2 separate regions of the Homo sapiens genome follow, and region 1 is linked to region 2. The links are chromatin loops, found by intact Hi-C in ENCODE. Cell type or tissue: endothelial cell of umbilical vein. All regions are shown on one strand. Links, peaks and the distances in the headings refer to the core of each region. The heading gives the core; the rest is flanking DNA.

Region 1 (5,374 bases), core at 52-5,051, 130 kb after region 2:
GTTTGTTTTTTGAGTTTAGCTCTGTTGCCCAGGCTGGAGTGCAGTGGCACGATCTTGGCTCACTGCAACCTCCGCCTCCTGGGTTCAAGCGATTATTCTGCCTCAGCCTCCTGAGTAGCTGGGATTATAGGCATGTGCCACCGTGCCTGGCTAATTTTTCTATTTTTAGTAGAGACAGGGTTTCACCATGTTGGCCAGGCTGGTCTCAAACTCCTGACCTCAAGTGATCTGCCTGCCTTGGCCTCCCAAAGTGCTGTGATTACAGGTGTGAGCCACCACGCCCAGCCTCTTTTTTTTTTTTTTTTTTTTGAGACAGGTACTCCGGAGTAGCTGGGACTACAAGTGTGCACCACCAAGCTCGGCTAATTTTTGTATTTTTTTGTAGAGATGAGGTCTCACTATGTTGTCCAGGCTGTTGTCAAACTCCTGGGCTCAAGCAATTCTCCTGCCTTGGCCTCTCAGAATGCTGGGATTACAGGCATGAGCTACTGAGTCTGCCTCACATTATTTAAAGTCAAATAGAGCAAGGGCTTTTGTGTGAAGGCATCTGGTGAGGACTCTTTAGAAAGGCTGGACTCGGGGGGCATGGTGGCTCATGCCTGTAATCCCAGCACTTTGGGAGTCCAAGGTGGGTGGATCACTTGAGGTCAGAAGTTTGAGACCAGCCTGGCCAACATGGTGAAACCCCATCTCTATTAAAAATACAAAAAAAAAAAATTAGCTGGGTGTGGTGGCACACCCAGCTGTAGTCTCAGCTACTTGGGAGGCTGAGGGAGGAGGATCATTTGAGCCTGGGAGGCAGAGGTTGCAGTGAGCCAAGATCACGCCACTGCACTCCAGCCTGGGTGACAGAGCGAGACTCAGACTCAAAAAAAAAAAAAAAAAAAAAAAAGGCTGGACTCCTCCAGAGAACTCAAGAGAGGCTGGGGTCTCAAGAAAGAAGAGGGAGATTCCAGAGGGTATGGCCACATCCCATGAGGTCTGGAAAGTGTCCCCAGGGTTTAGCAGCAGTGCAGTCATTGGAGCCCTCAGTGAGGGCACTGACAGGGGTTGATAGGGTGGGAAGTTAGATGATGCAGCCTAGGGAAGATTCTAGAAGGGGAGGAAGTGGAGACAGGGAGTGAGGATTGCCCCCTTGGTCGGGCAGGGTGGGAGAGAGGTGGGCAGCAACAAGCATCTTGGAGCAAGGCTGTGGCGTGCAGGGGGCAGGTGGGTTCATGAGGAGGTACTAAGGCCCAGTGGCCAGGATGCATGATGAACAGCTGGACTAGAGGCAAGAAGCCATGCCTCAGCTCTGTAACCTGTGACCTGCGAGGACAGTGGAGACTCAAAGAGAAGGGGACAGTTTGGGGCCCTGTGTGAGTTGCTCAAGGTGAGGATAAGATGGTGGCCTTCCAACTGGGCTCTCGGTGAGTGTGTTAGGACCCACCAGGGCAGGGAGGATGGAGGGAGGAAATCAGCTTGGATCTGTGTGATTGGAGTTCTGCATACAATTTCATGTGAATATCCAGTTTCTGTTTTCCTTCCCTTCAATTTTTCTTCCCTAGACTTTATTTTTTAGAACAGTTCCAGATTTACAGAAAAATTGAGAAACTAGGGCAGAGAGTTTCCAGATGCCTGCTCCTCTTTTTCCCGGAGTATGAACATCTTACATGAATGTGGTGCATTTGTTATAATTAATGGACCAATACGGATGCATTATTATTTACCAGAGGGCATAGTTTATGCAGAGTTCCTTAGTTTTTTTTTACCTAATGTCTTTTTTCTATTCCAGGATCCCACACTGGATACTACATTCCACAGAGGTGTCATGTTTCTTTAAGTGCCTCATGGCTGTGATAGTTTCTTAGACTTTCATTGGTTTCTGATGACCTCGACAGGTTTGAGGAGTATGAGTCACGTATTTTGCAGGATGCCCCTCTGTTGGAATTTGTCTGATGTTTCTCTCATGATTAGATGAGGGTTATGGGTTTCTGGGAGCCTCCACTCTCCCTACCCCTGTTTTCTAAGATCACTGTATTTAAACATAACATCTTAATGCCAAAAACCCATATTTGTGGGTTCAGAAGGCGGCTCAGGACTTGCTCCCATTGTCCAGCCAGGTCTGTAAACAAAGGCTCCAGGCTCTGACCTTGATAAACAGGGACTTCCTTCCCTCAGATTACATCCTCAGGAGCCGGAGGTGATCCTTGGAGCCCTGTCCTTGTCTTTTCCAGGCACCCTTGTTTCTTCCCAGCGTGACGACCCCTTGTGGTTCCTCGGAGACCCAGCCCCATGCCAGGGGCCAAGTGAATGCTGTTGGCAAATGACAGCAGGCCTGGCGTTCTTCCTGCTGCTAGAAACCCTTGGGCGAGCCCTTGAAAGGTAGCCCCCACTTTCTACGGACTTTCCCTGACTCACTCCATAGATTTTCCTTGAGGTCAGACATTCTTTTTAGAGGCTGATTCAAGGCACAATTATCCCACCGGGAAGGATGCAGGTGGATTGACGACATTTTCCTGTATGACACAGAGCTCGCATTTGTGTTGAGAGTCAGGAATGCTGGTTTTCCTAGGGCGGCATTCTCCTGGGGCTCTGTCCTGGTCTCCTAGTGTGACCCTGGGCAAGTGTCTTCCCCTATGAGTGGCCATGCTGGAGGACTTCAAGATCCCAGTTATTGTTGGGAGCCATGGGCACAGCCAGCTGGTTGTGGGTGGGGCTCCGAGTGGAGATTCCCCAGCTGGCCCCATTCCCATCCAATTTTGTCAGATGCTACACAGATCTTTCCTAATTTCCCAAATGGGAAAATTTCATGGCAGCCATGGTTGGCCCTGCCCTAAACCCTGAACCCTGGGGCCACACCGGCCTTCTCAGTCTGAGCATGGGATGGCCCTATAGCCAGTCCACGGACCAAGGTCTGCTGGGGCATTTCTGGTGCCATGGCCAGACTGGGCCTTCCCATCAAAAGTTCCTCTCCAGCCTGTTTCTCTACAGCCAGAGGGCACCCCCACACCATTTGTGGGGTTCTTTGTCTGACATATGCTGCCCCTCTAGACCAGGATGGGTAAACTGTTTCTGTAAAGGGCAGGGAGCAAATATTTGTAGCCTTATGGTCATTTGGTCTTTGTCACCACCACTCAACTTTGCCATTGTAGCATGAAAGCAGCTGCGGGCAATCTGTAGATGAATGAGTGTGGCTGTGTTCCAATAAAACTTTATTTGCAAGTCCAGGCAGTGGGCTGGATTGGGCCCGCAGGGGGTAGTTTGCTGATCCTTGCTCTAGACCACCCTCTCCATGAGGGTGGGGACCATGTCTGTCTTAGCCCACTGTTGTTACCTTTCTGGCACCCAGTCCGGTGCTTGGAATGGTCCTTCCTTTCTCTAGCACATTGACATGTTCTTTTTTGCACCTGTCATTTAGATTCCAAGAAGCTGACAAAGTGAGATTTTAACGCACTCAAAATAAACTTTCTTCCTCATTGAAAACTCTGAAAGCACACGGTCCATCTACCTGTCATTGTGTGTGAAATTCCACTACTAGGGCCATTCCTTTCAATTAGACTGGATAGCTTTGACATCAGTGACAGTTTGACATGGTAAGGCAATTCAGCAGTCACTCAGATATGCTCTGAGCTCTAGGAGGATGGGCTTAGGATAGACATGTTTTAAAGGAGGACAAAGTGAGGGTCAGAGTCTGAGGTCCTGCCCTGGAGGGCAGGCTTGGGTCAGGTACCTCATTACAGGTGTTGTGGAATATGGGGAGCTGTGTGGGGTCACAGGGAACCAGGGATAGCCTGAGAGAAGGGGTTTTTGAGGAGGTTCAAAGGCCTAGACTGGAGTTGGCAAAAATATGGCCTGGATGATTAACTTCATCTTCAGCACAATTTTGTGGAAGGCTGCACAGTTCTTTTCCGATCTTTCAAATGGGAAAATTTCACGGCAGGGTTGGCTGGTCTTGTCCTAAACCTTGAACCCCCAGGCCAGGTGAGCCTCATCAGCTTGGGCACTGGATGGCCCTTCTGTTAGTGATATCTAGTTTACAGACCAAGGTCTGGGAGAAATTGAACCATAGAGTTCACCACCACCTCCACCACCATCATCATCACCTCCATTATCACCACTATCAACACTTATCTTTCATCACTACCATCATCACTACCACCATCTCCATCAACACTTATCCTTCACCATTACCACCACCATCATCACCACCATCACAACCACTATCACAACCACCACCTTCCCCTTTACCATCACTACCACCACCACCACCACCTTGTCCTTCCCCAACCTCACCACCATCACCATCACTATCATCATCACTTCCATCATCACCACCATCAACATTTATCTTTCATCACCATCATCATCATTTATCTTTCATCACCACCATCATCATCACCATTACAACCACCACCTACCCCTTTATCATGACCACCATCACCATGATCACCACCATCACTGCCACCACCTACCCCTTTATCATCACCGCCATCATCGTGATCACCACCATCACAACCACTACCCATCCCTTTATCATCACCATCATCACCATCATCACAACGACCACCTACCCTTTATCAGCACCACCATCATCACCATCGTCAGACCACCGCCTACCCCTTTATCATCACCACCATCACCCACCATCACAATCACCACCTACCCCTTTATCATCACTGTCATCACCATTATCACAATCACCACCTACCCCTTTATCATCACCACCATCACCGTGATCACCACCACCACCTACCCCTTTATCATCACCACCATCACCATGATCACCACCACCACCTACCCCTTTATCATCACCACCATCACCGTGATCACCACCAACACCTACCCCTTTATCATCACCACCATCACCATGATCACCACCACCACCTACCCCTTTATCATCACCACCATCACCGTGATCACCACCAACACCTACCCCTTTATCATCACCACCATCACCATGATCACCACCACCACCTACCCCTTTATCATCACCACCATCACCGTGATCACCACCAACACCTACCCCTTTATCATCACCACCATCACCGTGATCACCACCAACACCTACCCCTTTATCATCACCACCATCACCGTGATCACCACCATCACAGCCACCACCACCATCACCACCATCACAACCACCACCTACCCCTTTATCATCACTACCATCACCACCATTCTCACCACTCCCACCACCACCTTGGCCTTTCCCATCCTCACCACCATCACTATCACTACCACCACCATTGCTACCATTACCACCACTACTTCTACCACCACGACCTCTACCACTATTGCTACCACCTTCACCCTTATCATCTCCACTCCTACAACCACCACAATATCTATTACCACCTTTGCCACCATCGCCATCACCACCACCACTTGTCAC
Region 2 (5,374 bases), core at 164-5,163:
ACCCCTGGGCTCAAGTGATCCACCTGCCTCAGTTTCCCGAGTAGCTAGGACCATAGGCATGCGCCACCACCCCTAGTTAATTTTTTTGTAGTTTTTGTAGAGATGGGGGTCTTTCCATGTTGCCCAGGCAGATCTTGAACTTCTGGCCTCAAGTGATCCTCCCACCTCACCCTCCCAAAGTGCTGGGATTACAGGCATAAGCCACCACCCTGGTCCACAAAATAAATTTCTAGAAGTGAAATTGGTTTGCTGATTCATTGCCTAACCTGAGCACTGTCTCTGTTCTCAGGGTACAAGCTTTAAAGTCCCTTTCTCTGCTTAGAGTTCCAATCCCAAGTGAATTCTCCCATCACTCCGTGCCATGGCCCTTGCAGCATTGTGCCATAAGCCGCTCCCAGGCAGCAGGAGGTCGGGAATGCTTAGGGTCCTTGTCACTGCATGTCCAGTATTGCACGGATCACACTGTGCCCTGGTACCCTTGGTGACTCCTTTCATTGAGAGCCGTCTCAAGATCCTTTTGGGGGAATTGCATAGCCCAGAAGTTTTCTCTTAGGTGAATAAGCCCTTACAACTCTCATTGCAGTGGGAAGATGCCAGAAGTGGACTATGTAGTTCTGTCGGAATGGTTTGACTGGATCTTGAGGAACATGGACGTGTCTGTTGATTTGATAGGTGAGATGCACCCCTCCCACCTCCCTCTCTTGTCTCTCTCCTGGGTCCCTTGAGGATGTGCTTGGCTGGGCCCCAACCCTTGGGGGCAGTGGGTGAGGCACTTGCCCTTGGCAGTTCCTTCCCCATGGGAGTTCAGCTTTCTCCCTGAGGGCAGACAGAATTCGGGACTTCTGGTCTCTCATGGAGAAGAACCCTGGCCTTTGTTCTTTAAACTTCCCTCCCTGGCTCAGCTACTTTCAGACCCAAATCCACTGTGATCTGATGGGTTTTTCTAGTTTGCAAAGGAACAGGAAGGACAGAGCCTGAACATTCACTGAGACCTGCTGGGTGTGAGGCCTGTTTTGAGCTCTGTCTATGAACAGAATCCCATTCAGCCTCAAAACGACCCCACGGGGCCGCTGACACTGAAAGAGAATGAAAGTCGAGGCGGAGGGTCAGTGGTCAAGCCAAGAGCTGGCCCTCCCTGCTTCCTGCTCGAGCTGTGCAGACCTTCCTCCCGCCTTTGCCTGTGTGCCTGCTTTGCTTCCAAGCCATGAGCAGAGTCCTGAGAGCCACGTATTCTTTTAACCTCAGTTTACCTTCGGACCAATCCTGAGACTTGTTACCAGAGGTTAAAGAAGAGATGCAGGGAAGAGGAGAAGGTCATTCCGCTGGTAAGAGGCCTCTTTGACTTGGTTAAAGACAAACTGGGAAACCACCTCTGTCCAACCCGGCTTCCTCTCCCGGCCCCACCCCCATGAGATCATTGTGCCCTTGTTTGCAGAGAGAGAACAGGAACCAAGTGTATCAGAGGGTGAACTCTGACTTCCTGTTTGGCCAGAGACCCACGTGGATGTCCAGATCTGCTTGGCTTCCTGTGGTCGCTGACTCACAGTTTGGCAACCCTCCTGCTTGGAGGCGTTCCCCTCCCCTCCCCACCTGCCCCTCCCCATCTTGGCAGCACCAGGGCTTGTCTGTTCTGCCTCCTGAAGATTGCCTGGCCTTGTGCTCTCTGTGTCCTCCCTAGAATGCGAGTTCCAGGAGGGCAGGACCCAGCCCTCTTGTTCACTGCTGCATCCCTAGTGCTTAGCACAGTGCCCGGCACGGAGGCGGTGCTCATGCTTAGTGGTGTTTGCCCACTGGAGAGATGCCATGCCCTTCTGAGTTCTGCTCAGGCCACACTGACTCTCATGGGGACTCTGCCAGTATAGGCCCGGGCTGTGCATCTCGCCCTGGCCCTTCCCTCCTTGCATCTCCCTTCAAAATCTGGCCTCCAGGCTGCCGCCCGGCTGATATTTCCAATACTCATCACCACTCGTGCAATTTCCCAGCCCAGAACCTTTCAGTGCCTTGCTGCTGGCTAGAATGCAGTCCCCACTTTGTAATACGGCTTATGACCCGGCCCCAACTGCCTCTCTGGCGTTATCATCCTCCATTCCCTACTTTCTATGCTCTGGCTATAAGGAACTAGTTGTGGCCACACACAAACAACCACATACACAGTGGAGTTATGCAAATGTGCCTTTGCACAGTCGTTTCCTTTGTCTTTAAAGTGTTACTCAGATGTCACCTCCTCCAGGAAGCCACCCCTGACCTTCCTTCCATTGTAACCCCCCCCAAACCCACCCCCTGGCTTTCTGTGATCATGGGCCTTAGGACAGCATACTGACACTATTTGTTTATACCTTTGTTCCCCATCCCTCACTAATGTGAGCTTTTTAAGATTGGGTCTTATTCCCTCCGTGTCCTCTGCATGTGCCTTGGGGCCTGGTGCCTAGTAGTTGCTCAGTTAGTATTGAACTGAATGTCCCATGTGAGAAGCTGCCACTGGAGGGAGACAGAGGCTGGGCAAGCATTCAGTGGGGTGTCAGGGGCTCTGAGCTCAGGATAGGCTGGACTGGGGGCCCTGGGAAGCCTATCCAACTCCTGAAATCCTGCTCAGCCTTGTTTTTCCTTGGTGCCAGCACGATGCATTCCTGCCACGAGGGCCCAGGCGTCACTCTGGGCAGCTCCTTTGAAATCTTGGAGACAAGAATGCTAGGAAGATGGAATGTGGTGGAATGGGGCCAGGCTGGACCATGCTGTGATGCGCACAGCAGCTCTGTGCAGTGACCCAGATGCTCCCCAAGCCTGGGGGCCGTCCAAGCCGTGATCCAAGCCATTGTCTTAAGGGTTTGACCAGGTCCATGGGACACATCTGGCTCCTATTGCCAAGGGAGAGCTGGGCAGGAGATGTAAAGGCTGCTGCAGAGTTGACACGCGAGCCTCTGGGATGGCGAGTGGAATCTGTGTGAGGAGCCATCCCACTCTGTGCCTGGGAGAGCACGAGTATCTGCTCTGCCTGGCATGCAGGCCCCATGGCTCAGGAGGGCCTGTGCCCCTTTTCCCTTGGGCTCCGCTGCATCAGGCTTTCTGCAGTTGGTGGTCTTTATAGTCTGGAGGGTCTATAGGTTACGAGTTGTTGAGGGGGTAGAAGGGCAATGGGTGAGGGTCACAGTCCTCTTGGTGGCAAGACAGAGCGGAGGGTTTAGAGGCTGCCCAGGGCTGGGCCCCTGCCTGAAGGAACTGAGGCCCTGCTGCTGCAAAAGTGGCAGTAAATGGGAGAAGCCAGGTGTGGGTCCTGCCTTTTTTTTTTTTTTTAGTATTTATTGATCATTCTTGGGTGTTTCTCGGAGAGGGGGATTTGGCAGGGTCATAGGACAATAGTGGAGGGAAGGTCAGCAGATAAACATGTGAACAAAGGTCTCTGGTTTTCCTAGGCAGAGGGCCCTGCCGCCTTCCGCAGTGTTTGTGTCCCTGGGTACTTGAGATTAGGGAATGGTGATGACTCTTAATGAGTATGCTACCTTCAAGCATCTGTTTAACAAAGCACATCTTGCATCGCCCTTAATCCATTTAACCCTTAGTGGACACAGCACACGTTTCAGAGAGCACGGGGTTGGGGGTAAGGTTATAGACTAACAGCATCCCAAGGCAGAAGAATTTTTCTTAGTACAGAACAAAATGGAGTCTCCTATGTCTACTTCTTTCTACACAGACACAGTAACAATCTGATCTTTCTTTTCCCCACATTTCCCCCTTTTCTATTAGACAAAACCGCCATCGTCATCATGGCCCGTTCTCAATGAGCTATTGGGTACACCTCCCAGACGGGGTGGTGGCCGGGCAGAGGGGCTCCTCACTTCCCAGACTGAGCGGCCGGGCAGAGGGGTCCTCACATCCTAGACGATGGGCGGCCAGGCAGAGACACTCCTCACTTCCTAGACGGGGTGGCAGCCGGGCAGAGGCTGCAATCTCGGCACTTTGGGAGGCCAAGGCAGGCGGCTGGGAGGTGGAGGTTGTAGCGAGCCGAGATCACGCCACTGCACTCCAGCCTGGGCAACATTGAGCACTGAGTGAACCAGACTCCGTCTGCAATCCCGGCACCTCGGGAGGCCGAGGCTGGCGGATCACTCGCGGTTAGGAGCTGGAGACCAGCCCGGCCAACACAGCGAAACCCCGTCTCCACCAAAAAATACGAAAACCAGTCAGGCATGGCGGTGCGCGCCTGCAATCCCAGGCACTTGGCAGGCTGAGGCAGGAGAATCAGGCAGGGAGGTTGCAGTGAGTCGAGTTGGCGGCAGTACAGTCCAGCCTCGGCTGGGCATCAGAGGGAAACCGTGCAAAGGGGAGAGGGAGAGGGGGAGGGGGAGGGGGTCCTGCCTTTTGCCTTGGCTTTGATTCAGGCGCCAGGGGAAGGGCCAGTGTTTGTGCCCACGAACCCCCAGTGGAGCAGAGCAGGGTGGCTGGTGACACTTGTGCTGTTTTGCTCAGCCTGGCCACCGAGTGTGTGGCTGCGTCTGCCGCTGTCCACTTGAGCCAGGTTTGCTCTTGCAGGGTTCCTTTGTCTGAGTCACTGCCCATGGTCATTGACTACTTTGACCCCCTCTGCTTGACACCCTTGGTAGGTGGGGTCTGCTCTGTCCACTCCCGACAGACTGCTTGTGTTTCCCTGGCAGGAATACCTGGAAGCAATTCACCATCTCCATGAGGAGTGGCTCATCAAAGGCAGCCTTTTCCCCATGGCAGCCCCTGTTCTGGTAAGTAAGACTCCCTTACAGGGTACGAGACTGTTCTAGAAAGAGGAGTGACCCGGGGAATGTCAGCCACCTTGCAGACAGGGGAGGGCACAGTCCTTTAGAGTTTGACAACTTAGAAGAAGGAAGGTGGGAAGGCTGGTGCTCTCTCTCCCAGTGCCTGTTTCTGGGCTGAGTCTCAGAGTGAGTTGGCCAGACCCGAGGGAAGGCAGTCTGTGCCAGTGCCATCACACCTGGCAGTTGTCACTGATCCAGCATCTTCAGCGAAGACTCTAGACCCGGGTCTCAGTTTTCACCATTTGGGATAGTAGTTCCTCTGATGTGACCTTCCTCCTTCCGTGGATGACACAGAGCCTCATTTCACCTTTGTTTGGTGACTCAGGTCATCAGAAGGAATGTCATTGTCTGGTCTGGGCTGTCACACAGTGATGCCCTTAGGAATGCTGAGGTGTGTGGAACTGTCTGCCCTGCCCACTAATGTCTCTGCGTTCCTGTGTTTACTTTTTACAGTAATCCTCCTTTCTCTTGCTGCCATGTGTCATTTCTGACTGATATTGATGTGTCTGTCCCGTCAGCATTTCCTTACTTCCCCATCTCCTTGTTTTCCAGTTTGCTGTTTCCAGATTTCTTTACTCAGACAAATAAGC

What was found. Peaks named below come from ENCODE experiments on the same cell type or tissue, not always from the same donor. Only the 100,000 strongest peaks of a DNase experiment are listed, where the experiment ranks them.
Region 1: a loop joins it to region 2, with 7 times the contacts of the local background. A loop is called at or near these places in 1 of 110 quality-filtered maps.

The regions. Positions count from the first base shown.
Region 1 is chr16:66,379,597-66,384,970 of GRCh38, reverse strand. The region is part of intron 2 of CDH5 (cadherin 5); the gene reads right to left. Among named protein-coding and RNA genes, the nearest start is that of CDH5, 16 kb to the right of the region's middle. RefSeq lists enhancers at 1,248-1,772, 4,870-5,374. In endothelial cell of umbilical vein, for the core only: a CTCF peak has its summit at 2,251 (motif pointing left); DNase peaks (open chromatin) are centred at 1,890, 2,510 and 3,030; H3K27ac peaks cover 3,851 bases.
Region 2 is chr16:66,513,087-66,518,460 of GRCh38, reverse strand. TK2 (thymidine kinase 2) reads left to right here. Exons shown (of 10, transcript NM_004614.5): 7 at 584-672; 8 at 1,246-1,325; 9 at 4,650-4,730. Among named protein-coding and RNA genes, the nearest start is that of TK2, 34 kb to the left of the region's middle. RefSeq lists an enhancer at 5,232-5,374. In endothelial cell of umbilical vein, for the core only: a CTCF peak has its summit at 2,520 (motif pointing right); DNase peaks (open chromatin) are centred at 1,520, 2,160 and 2,470; H3K27ac peaks cover 3,407 bases.